3 separate regions of the Homo sapiens genome follow, and all the other regions are linked to region 3. A link is a contact called in ENCODE Hi-C or POLR2A ChIA-PET data. All regions are on one chromosome and are shown on one strand. The core of a region is the stretch at or near the end of the contact, and the rest is flanking DNA. Distances in the headings are between cores, read along the strand shown.

Region 1 (2,700 bases), core at 191-2,690, 140 kb before region 3:
TCAAGTCATGCTTTCTGCATCCTGAGTGTAAATCATAAATTCGCTTTTTTTTTTTTTTTTCGAGACAGTGTCTTTCTCTGTTGACCAGGCTGGAGTATAATGACACATTCACACCTCATGGCAGCCTTGACCTCCTGGGCTCAAGTGATCCTCCTGCCTCAGCCTCCTTTCTGAGTAAGATCTTTAAGAATAAGCCACCCCCATCCTAACACACACACACGCACACACACACACACACACACACACAAGTGGCCAGTATCTATTTCCTCCCTCTCCCAGCCAGGCAGTTTAGGGAGTTGGAGTTGGCTGCACATCCAGCTCTAGGGATCAACCAGATTGGCTTAATTCAAAAGGGAAGATACACATGACCAAATTGGTCCAATCAGAGTGAATATCAGGATTCTTGATGGGAATGCTGGAACACAGGGTCTCTCTTCTGGGCTGGGTTTGGTTGTACAGCATGTGAGTTCTAGAGTAGAGCAGCTACAATTGGGTGGGCAGGTGGCAGGAATGGGGGCTGGAAGTTCCAGGAATCTGGATGGGGTTGGGGGGTGGGGGCAGGGAACCACTACTGTGTGTAACCATGAAACCCATCCAGAGGAAACAGAGCAGATAATGGGTGCTGGTGGCATCATTTAAGCCCTAGATGAAGCCATACCTGAAGTAGGTTACCTCTGGACCATTCAGTAACATAAACCAATCAATTTCCCCTTTTGCTAATATTGAATTGGGTTGGGTTCACAATGGAAAAATCACTAAATGATATAATTTCTTTGGGATCCTCCAAAGAGCCTAACCCCAGGATAGTGTGGACACTCAATAAATACAAGTATGCACCACATAATGACGTACCAGTCAACAACATATTGTATATACGACAGTGGTCCCGTAATATTATAATACTGTATTTTTACTGTAACTTTTCTATGTGTAGAGATGTTTAGATACACAAATACCACTGTATAACAATTACCTGCAGTATTCAGTACAGTACATGCTGTACAGGTTTGTAGCCTAGGAACAACAGGCTATACCATGTAGCCTAAGTGTGTAGTAAGCTATACCACATAGGCTCGTAGAAATATATGCTATGATGTTCATACAATGACGAAATCCCCTAACCAAACATTTTTCAGAACATATCCCCTTCATTAAGTGACACATGACTGTACTAGAGCATTACAAAGCCTCAATCTATGAAGGCTTTGTAGATAAGAAAACTGTGACCAGGGGTAAAGGGATTTACCAAGTCTCAGGAGCCAGTTAGTGGCAGAGCCTGGATGACAGCCTAGATCTCCAATCTAGTGCCATTCCCACTGCACTGGAAGGGATGAGGGCCACTGTTCCTCCTCCCTTGATCCGCCAACCTAGTCCCTGCAGGAGAGGGAGGAGCTGAGAAAGCCAGTGTGAAGCCACAGCACCCTCAACCCCCCAGATAGGAAGACTTGGTTGCAAGCCAGGAGGCCAGAGGAGAGGCGAGGCAGGAAATTGAGTGGCTCCACGTCAACCACACGTTCTGAGTCACCTGGGGGCTGTCAGTAAGAAGATAGTGCAAAGATGGTGAGCAGCTGCCAACCCAGGCAGCAGGCATGTCGGTGTCCTCAGGACCCCAGAGGGCCCCATTGCAGGCTCTAGGGAGACCTCTACCCTCAAGAAGGCTATCTCCGAAGGGGCGCGGTGGCTCATGCCTGTAATCCCAGCACTTTGGGAGGCCAAGGTGGGCGGATCACGAGGTCAGGAGATCGAGACTATCCTGGCTAACATGGTGATACCCCGTCCCTACTAAAAATACAAAAAATTAGCCGGGCATGGTGGCGGGCGCCTGTAGTCCCAGCTAGTCGGGAGGCTGAGGCAGGAGAATGGTGTGAACCTGGGAGGCGGAGCTTGCAGTGAGCTGAGATCGTGCCACTGCACTCCAGCCTGGGCAACAGAGCGAGAATGAAACTCCGTCTCAAAAAAAAAAAAAAAAAAAAAAAAGAAGGCTGTCTCCAAGTGGGGTGGTGGGCTTAGCAGGCTCCAGAAGGGGCAGAAATGTGTGTCGGGGCAGAGTCACGTGTCTGGCAGCTGGGCTGTGAAGACTGGCAGGGGTGGGGAGTGGATTGTGCAGAATAGAATATCTGGGATACCTTGGGCATCTCTCTCCAACATGGCAGCTTCAGGGTAGCCAAATTCTTAAATGGCAGCTCAGTGCTTCAAAGACATGTGGGAGGGAGGGAGAGAGGGAGAGAGGGAGAGAGGGCGAGGGGGAGAAGGAGTGAGAGAGAGAGAGAGGTGAAAGCCATATCACCTTTTCCAACCTGGCCTCACAGCATCACCTCTGGTTCATTCAATTCATTGGAAATGTCTGGTCCATATTCAGAGGAGAATTAGGCTCCACCTGGTTGGGAGGACTGTCAAAGAAAGTCTAGATATGGTATTTTATTTGTTGTTGTTTGAGACAGGATCCTGCTCTGTCATCCAGGCCGGAATGCAGTGGTGTGACCATGGTTCACTGTATCCTCGACCTCCTGGGCTCAAAAGATCCTCCTACCTCAGCCTCCCTAGTAGCTTGGACCACAGGCATGTGCCATCGCACCTGGCTTATTTTTTTTTAGAGATGGAGTCTCTCGCTAATGTTGCCCAGGCTGGTCTTGAACCCCTGGGCTCAAAGGATCCTCCCACCTTGGCCTCCCAAACTGCTGGGATTACAGGTATGAGCCA
Region 2 (2,770 bases), core at 157-2,656, 250 kb before region 3:
GGGTCAGTCTATGAAATCGCCAGCCCTTATTCTTCAGAAGTGTTCATGTCATGAAAGACAAGGATAGACTAAGGGACTATGCTGGATTATAGGACACACAACAACAGATTACACAACAGGCACACAACAACAGATTACAGTGTGCAATTCTGAATTGGATCCTGAACCAGAGAAATATTTCTTTTCTTTTGTTTTGAAGGACATTAGTGGAGCAACTGACAGGATTTGAATAAGATCTGGGGATCAGGTAACATCTGTGTAAATATCTGTGTATATTTCCCAATTTTGATAAACCGTACTGTGGTTATTTAAGAGAACATCCTTGTTGTTTTTGTTTTTAGGAAATGCACCCTGAAATATTTCAGGGTTCAAGGAGCATCATGTCTAAAATTTAATCTCAAAAGCTTCAGGGAAAACAGAAATGTGTGTGTGTGGAGAAAGCACACAAAAATTGGTAAAAATGTTAACATTGGGGGAATCTGAGGAAAGTAGATTCAGGAAGTCTTGGCACTCCTTTTGCAAGTTTTCAAGTCTGTAATTATTTCAAAATCAAAAGTTTACAAAATAAAAATTAAGGCTGGGCACAGTGGCTCATGCCTGTAATCCCAGCACTTTGGGAGGCCGAGGCAGGTGGATCACCTGAGGTTAGGAGTTCAAGACCAGCCTGGCCAACATGGTGAAACCCCATCTCTACTAAAAATATAAAAAATTAGCCAGGTGTGGTGGTGGGTGCCTGTAATCCCAGCTACTCAAAAGGCTGAGGCAGGAGAATCTCTTGAACCCAGAAGGCAGAGGTTACAGTGACCCAAGATCATGCCACTACACTCCAGCCTGCGCTACCGAGTGAGACACCATCTCAAAATAAATAAATAAATAAATAAAAATAAAGTCCACTCTGGCTGCCGGGTGGAGCATAAATATTGGGGGAGGGGCAGCATCAGGAGAGGTAGGACCAAGGATGGCCTAGGGTGCCGTGCTAGGAGGAGACAGGGCCAAGGCCTTAGAGTGTACAGAAATCAGGACCAACAGGCTTTCCATCTTAGGAAAGCCACTCTGTCCCCCACCATGCTGCTAACAACGGACCCAGCCAGTGCCCACCAAATGGCTCCTGCAGCCTTCCTTTGCAGCCACACTGAAAAGCGATCAAATGTGAAATCCCAGGGAGGCCAGAGCAATGCGGCCAGCACTCAGCTCCGGGAGGCTGGTCAGGGAAGGGAGAGATTGGCTGCAGCCCCTGCTGCCCTGTCACCTGTATCCACGAGTGTCCCCCACTGTCTGTTGCCCCCTTGGCCGGCCTCAGCCCCTCAGGAAATAAGACTCTCCAGGCCCCAGCAGGCCTTTTGACCCAAGCCGGGGCAGCCGGGGCTCAGTTCTGAAAGAATAAAGGAACAGGCTTTCTCAGGGGGCTGCCCCTCCTCGGCCTGGTGCAGGGGACACGTGGCACAGCCAGCAAGGCTGTCTAAACAAGCAGGGGTTGAGCTGCACACCAGGCGCCACGCTCATTAAACTGGGGGCCAGCCGCAGGGCTAATCAGCCAAGCGCCTCCAGACACCGTAGTCTTGCAGGTGGATGGTGCCCCTCTGGCCTGCACACGTCTCAGTGGAGGCCGGGTAGTCTCAGGATCCCGGACAAACGAGCCAGAAAAGCCTCCTTCTCCCACCCTACTCCATCATGCGCAGAAACCAACAGTACTGTGGGGGAAGGACAGAGGGAGGTTTACACTCCCCACACGATCGCCTTTGGGAAGGGAACTCTGATGGACTCCCTCCCCTGCTAGGCAGTTCACCATCAGACACCCACAGCCTGCTTTGCTGGATTAGAGGCAGCAAAAAAAGGAGGCCAAAATGTAGTCATGCTGATAGATTGCTATCAGCAGGCCCATAGGAGAGCCTGTTCCTTTATTCTTCTGAACTCTTTCATGGAGACGCCGCCGGCTCAGGCATGGTGACTCAGACGCTCCAGAATTCGGAGCAGCCAGGACCATGGGTCTGGGTGGGGACGTCAGCCTGTGTGTCAGGCCCAGCCCTGGCACCCAGCCAGCTGGGAGGCTGGGAGGCTGGAGGTTTGCAGGCTCATAAAAAGAAATCGCTTGTTCCTCTGCCAGACAAGAATGAGCCAGGTCCGGCGGAGAGAGAAGAAAAGCACTGCTGCTGTGGGATATTCATGCCCAAGATAGTGTCCTTCTGCAGCTCTGGAGGCTGACAAAGATCTGCTTCTTCGGAGCAGGCAGCAGCCACATCAGGGAAGAACTGCACCTCTGACCCACTTGCCGGTGACCCAGTTGCAGGAGAGGAAACTGGGGCGCCAGGAGATGGGATGACTTAGCCCCAGGTCCCCCACGAATGCCTGCCCCCCGACTTCCCTATGGCAGGGTGGACACTGGGAAATCTGAGGACACAAAGAAATGATAACCCATGCCTTCCAAGTTAGTCCGGCCCCTCAGGCGTGAGTGCTCATGCGTTTTGCCCAGACTGGGGCAAGCCTTAGATGTTTTCATATTTTTCAGAATCTCTCTTCTTGACTTGAAATGGCACGGCCAAAAGCATTGTTTCTCAAAGAAGCTACGGATGTAGGACCAGTCTTGTTTGTGTTTGTTTGTTAATTAATTCCAATCCGTTATGGACAGATACTTCTGTAAAGTACAATAAAAATGATTTGCTGGAAAAATGAAGCAGAAAAAAACACAACATAAAACACAAGCCCAAACCTCTACGGTTAGATTTAACAAACACACACATACTCTGTTGACTTGCTATAAAAGTTTCTAAAC
Region 3 (3,064 bases), core at 385-2,884:
CTACGGGTAATTGGGTTTGCTCGAGTTGCCTCTATAATTAATAAGTGATTTGACTTGGAGATTGGAAATAGTCATGAAAGGAAGCCGCGGGCGTAGGGGTGTGAGGCCCAGGAGCCTCCATCCGAAATCCAAAGACCGCGGAGGAGGACGGTTTAAGGAACAGGACGAATGTGATAATATTGGCATCTAACCTTCTAGTGTTTGAGTAATTCGTTGCTTAGCTACTTTGGATAGGCCATTATTTTGCAAACTGGAAACATTTGCAAGTGGTGATATTTTGCTCTTGCCTGACGCAGGGGCTGCAAACCTACGCCGGCTCTGCTGAACTCTTCGAAATATATATGCATAAATTGTTCCTAATGAGACCATCTGTTTTTTATGGCCCCTCTGGAAGCAGGAGGAACCCGAAGCCTGCTCCGTCTTGCAGAAATCTGTGGCCAGGCAGGCCTGGGAAATAAATAGGGGAGATTAGAACGGTGTGCGTGATTTAACAATACGCAGAACGGCAAGTTCGGTGGTCGAGATGTGTGCCTCGATTCCCAGGGGTGCGGGTCATTTAGGGTGACTCCAGACATGGGGGTTCCTCCTAGGAGGCCCAGGGACTTTGCGGAGTTCCACGGCACACACGAACCTCGTTTTTCCATATCTGGAACATCGCCAGAGCCACAACGCGAAACCACGAGCCTGTAGCTGCTCTGGGGACCCAAAACAAGCACCCAGGTTGTAGGTGGTCCCCGACGTCGCCCACTATCTAGGGCCTCCTTCTACGGTGGTGAAGGGAGCTGAACCTGGGCCACAGAGGCAGAGAACGAGCATCACTCCACCCCATACCCGGGTCAGAGCACAGAGCTCATTCCGGGCCTATCCCAAAGACTGAGCTGCTCCGCGAGCGTCTGGCAGGCCCAGCGCCCCGGCCTGAGACCGCACTGAGGGTGGCAGGGCAAACACTTTTCACATTACCGCGTGGCTGTTAATTGGGGCAGTGCAAAAGACGCCGCGACTACCCCTTTGCGGCGGCGGGGGAGGGGGGAGCGGGTCAGGAGTGGGCAGTGGGGGCTGCTTATAATAGAAGGACTGCCCTGGGGAGCCTCAGATATCGGTAACCCCCATGATTAATTCATAACTCTCCACTGCGCCTGGCACCGTCTCGGGTCTTTAATCGGTTCTGAATGTCAGCGAGGCTTCCCCGACAGCCTGAGCACTGCTTTTTCAATGTGTTGAAAGTCGCTGCGCGCACACCAGGAGACAAAGTTGCCATCTGCTCCGGGGACCAAGGCAACTGGGCGCTGGGAGGGGCCTTCCTCCCGCGGCTCCCGCTGCCCCGGGCGGCCTCCTCTTCCCGGCCTGCCCCAAAGCCAACACTGTCACCCGGAACGTCCCCGCCCCCCGCCCCGGGTGCATGCATGGTGGAAACTCCGGCTTGCAGCGAAACAGAGCGCTGCGCGCGGGCGCGCAGGGAGCCTCGCGGTCACCCAGACCGAGACCTATGCTAATGAGATTATAGGCCCGGGTTGTTTGTGTGCGCGGACGTCAAAGGGGGGGCGCAGATAAAGTGTGGAAACCGGGATGACTTGGAGGGGGGAGGGGCAGGAAGCCCCAGGAGAACAAAGCTCCTGGCCGTCGGCCTCCAAAGAGTCGCAGAAGTGACCGCCACTGGCTCGTGCACAGGCGGAAGCGGGGGAGGGCGGGGGACGCCAGGCCTAAAGCGCCTCGTGGGTTTAGAGAACTCAGAGAGGGCACCGGGTGGGGGTGGGAAGAAGACTCAACCCGTAGCTAAATGTTTGGCCTTTGGCTATTTTTTAAGGAAACGAATCTCAGGGAGGTCGGGGCGCGGGGGATGGGGGCATCATCGCGCCTCGGAGATGGGAAGCGAGTTCCCCTCCGCTTTCTGGGAAAAGCCTTGTCTCCCTTCTTTCCCCTCCCCCCATCCTGCTGAGGGTTTGCGTTGACCCATCTCTCCGCTCGGGACCGGCAGGAGGACGGAGCCGCAGGGGCTGACCGCGGCCCAGAGGCTGCCCAGGGGTCGCGCTGCTGCCGGCCTGCGCTTCCGCACTCCCGGGTTCGGTGCGTCGCCTCTCGCGGCAGCGCCTCGCTTCTTCCAGACTGTAATTCCACACTCCCGCAAGCGCTGGGGCTGCGGAATCGTTTGAGGGAGTTGGAACTGCATCAGATGAGCACGCCGGGAGGTGAGATCGGGTAGGAAATAGCCGAAACTTTGAGTTGTGCGCCACCCCACCGCCCCCAACACACACACACAGGCACACACACACACACACACACACACACACACACATTTACCCTCCCCCTTCCCAGCCGCAACCTCCGCCACCCTCTCGATTCTTCAAGGTTTGCAGCCCAGTCCTGTCATATGGTTTTGTTTCTGTGCTGCTGTTTTTTTTCAGACACGAAAATTGGACACGTGGAGAATTAGCCCTGCTGGAGAAGCGCTGGGTGCAGACTCAAACAATGGTTTCCAGCGCCGAAGCTGAGGCATCACCTTCCCCACCTCCACCCTCAAATGGCAGCTGCCTCTATATACAGCGGGCACACCCCTTCACTACCCACCCCCTCCCCCAAAGCCTGGTTAGGGACCTATGTGGGCTGCACGCTCTGGAGCCCCTTGCCCGGACACAAACCCTAGGTGGGCCTGGGCTGCCCGCTGAGTAGCTCATTGCGCCTGGGATCCCCTGGGATTTAGAAGTATAGGGCTCTCTATTTTTCCCTAGGAAGGTCCTGTCTCAAAGATGCCACCCCCAAAAATTAATGTGTAAAAACCCAACCAAGCTCCAGTCTCTGTGTCCTTTGGCAAATCTATCTTTCCTAGGGCATACTTTCCTAAGCTGCTGGGACCTTGCCCCCCATCTGATGAGCCATACGCAGGTGGTCTGGCCTCTTCAGAGCAGCTTCCTTTAGTTATTGTCTTCTCCAGAGGCCCCATCCTCCACGGCAGCCCTAATCTTAGCCCCCCAGCCTCTCTGAGCCCCCATCCCACCCCCACACTGCGCTGAGCTGGCAGCAGCCACAGCTCCCCCAGGCAGTTCCTCTCTCACTGCGCGGCCTGTGC

The links. A loop is a pair of places that touch in the nucleus more often than their neighbours do. ChIA-PET counts read pairs that join two places held with the same protein, here RNA polymerase II (POLR2A). Pooled maps may share reads with other maps.
Region 1: a map with no recorded cell type shows a loop between it and region 3 (3-fold over the local background). The contact joins the enhancer-like site here to the promoter of LINC03053 in region 3. A Hi-C loop is called at or near these places in 21 of 37 single-sample maps with no recorded cell type and 13 of 50 pooled maps. POLR2A ChIA-PET finds 5 or more read pairs at or near these places in 11 of 52 experiments (GM12878, Panc1, activated CD4-positive, alpha-beta T cell and 6 more).
Region 2: a pooled map shows a loop between it and region 3 (3-fold over the local background). The contact joins the enhancer-like site here to the promoter of LINC03053 in region 3. A Hi-C loop is called at or near these places in 1 of 168 maps with a recorded cell type or tissue (endothelial cell of umbilical vein) and 7 of 50 pooled maps. POLR2A ChIA-PET finds 5 or more read pairs at or near these places in 3 of 52 experiments (A549, AG04450 and T-cell).

The regions. Positions count from the first base shown.
Region 1 is chrX:39,868,936-39,871,635 of GRCh38, forward strand. No RefSeq gene overlaps it. Among named protein-coding and RNA genes, the nearest start is that of MIR1587, 33 kb to the left of the region's middle. Within about 2 kb of position 1,441, at least 2 of the 41 ENCODE cell types and tissues checked have a DNase peak (open chromatin) inside an H3K27ac peak, as active enhancers do.
Region 2 is chrX:39,753,850-39,756,619 of GRCh38, forward strand. No RefSeq gene overlaps it. Among named protein-coding and RNA genes, the nearest start is that of MIR1587, 82 kb to the right of the region's middle. RefSeq lists an enhancer at 842-1,791. Within about 2 kb of position 1,407, at least 16 of the 41 ENCODE cell types and tissues checked have a DNase peak (open chromatin) inside an H3K27ac peak, as active enhancers do; they include endothelial cell of umbilical vein, where a contact is called at or near this core.
Region 3 is chrX:40,007,616-40,010,679 of GRCh38, forward strand. LINC03053 (long intergenic non-protein coding RNA 3053) reads left to right here and starts at 1,635. Exons shown (of 2, transcript XR_007068218.1): 1 at 1,635-2,186; 2 at 2,403-3,064. RefSeq lists an enhancer at 775-1,402.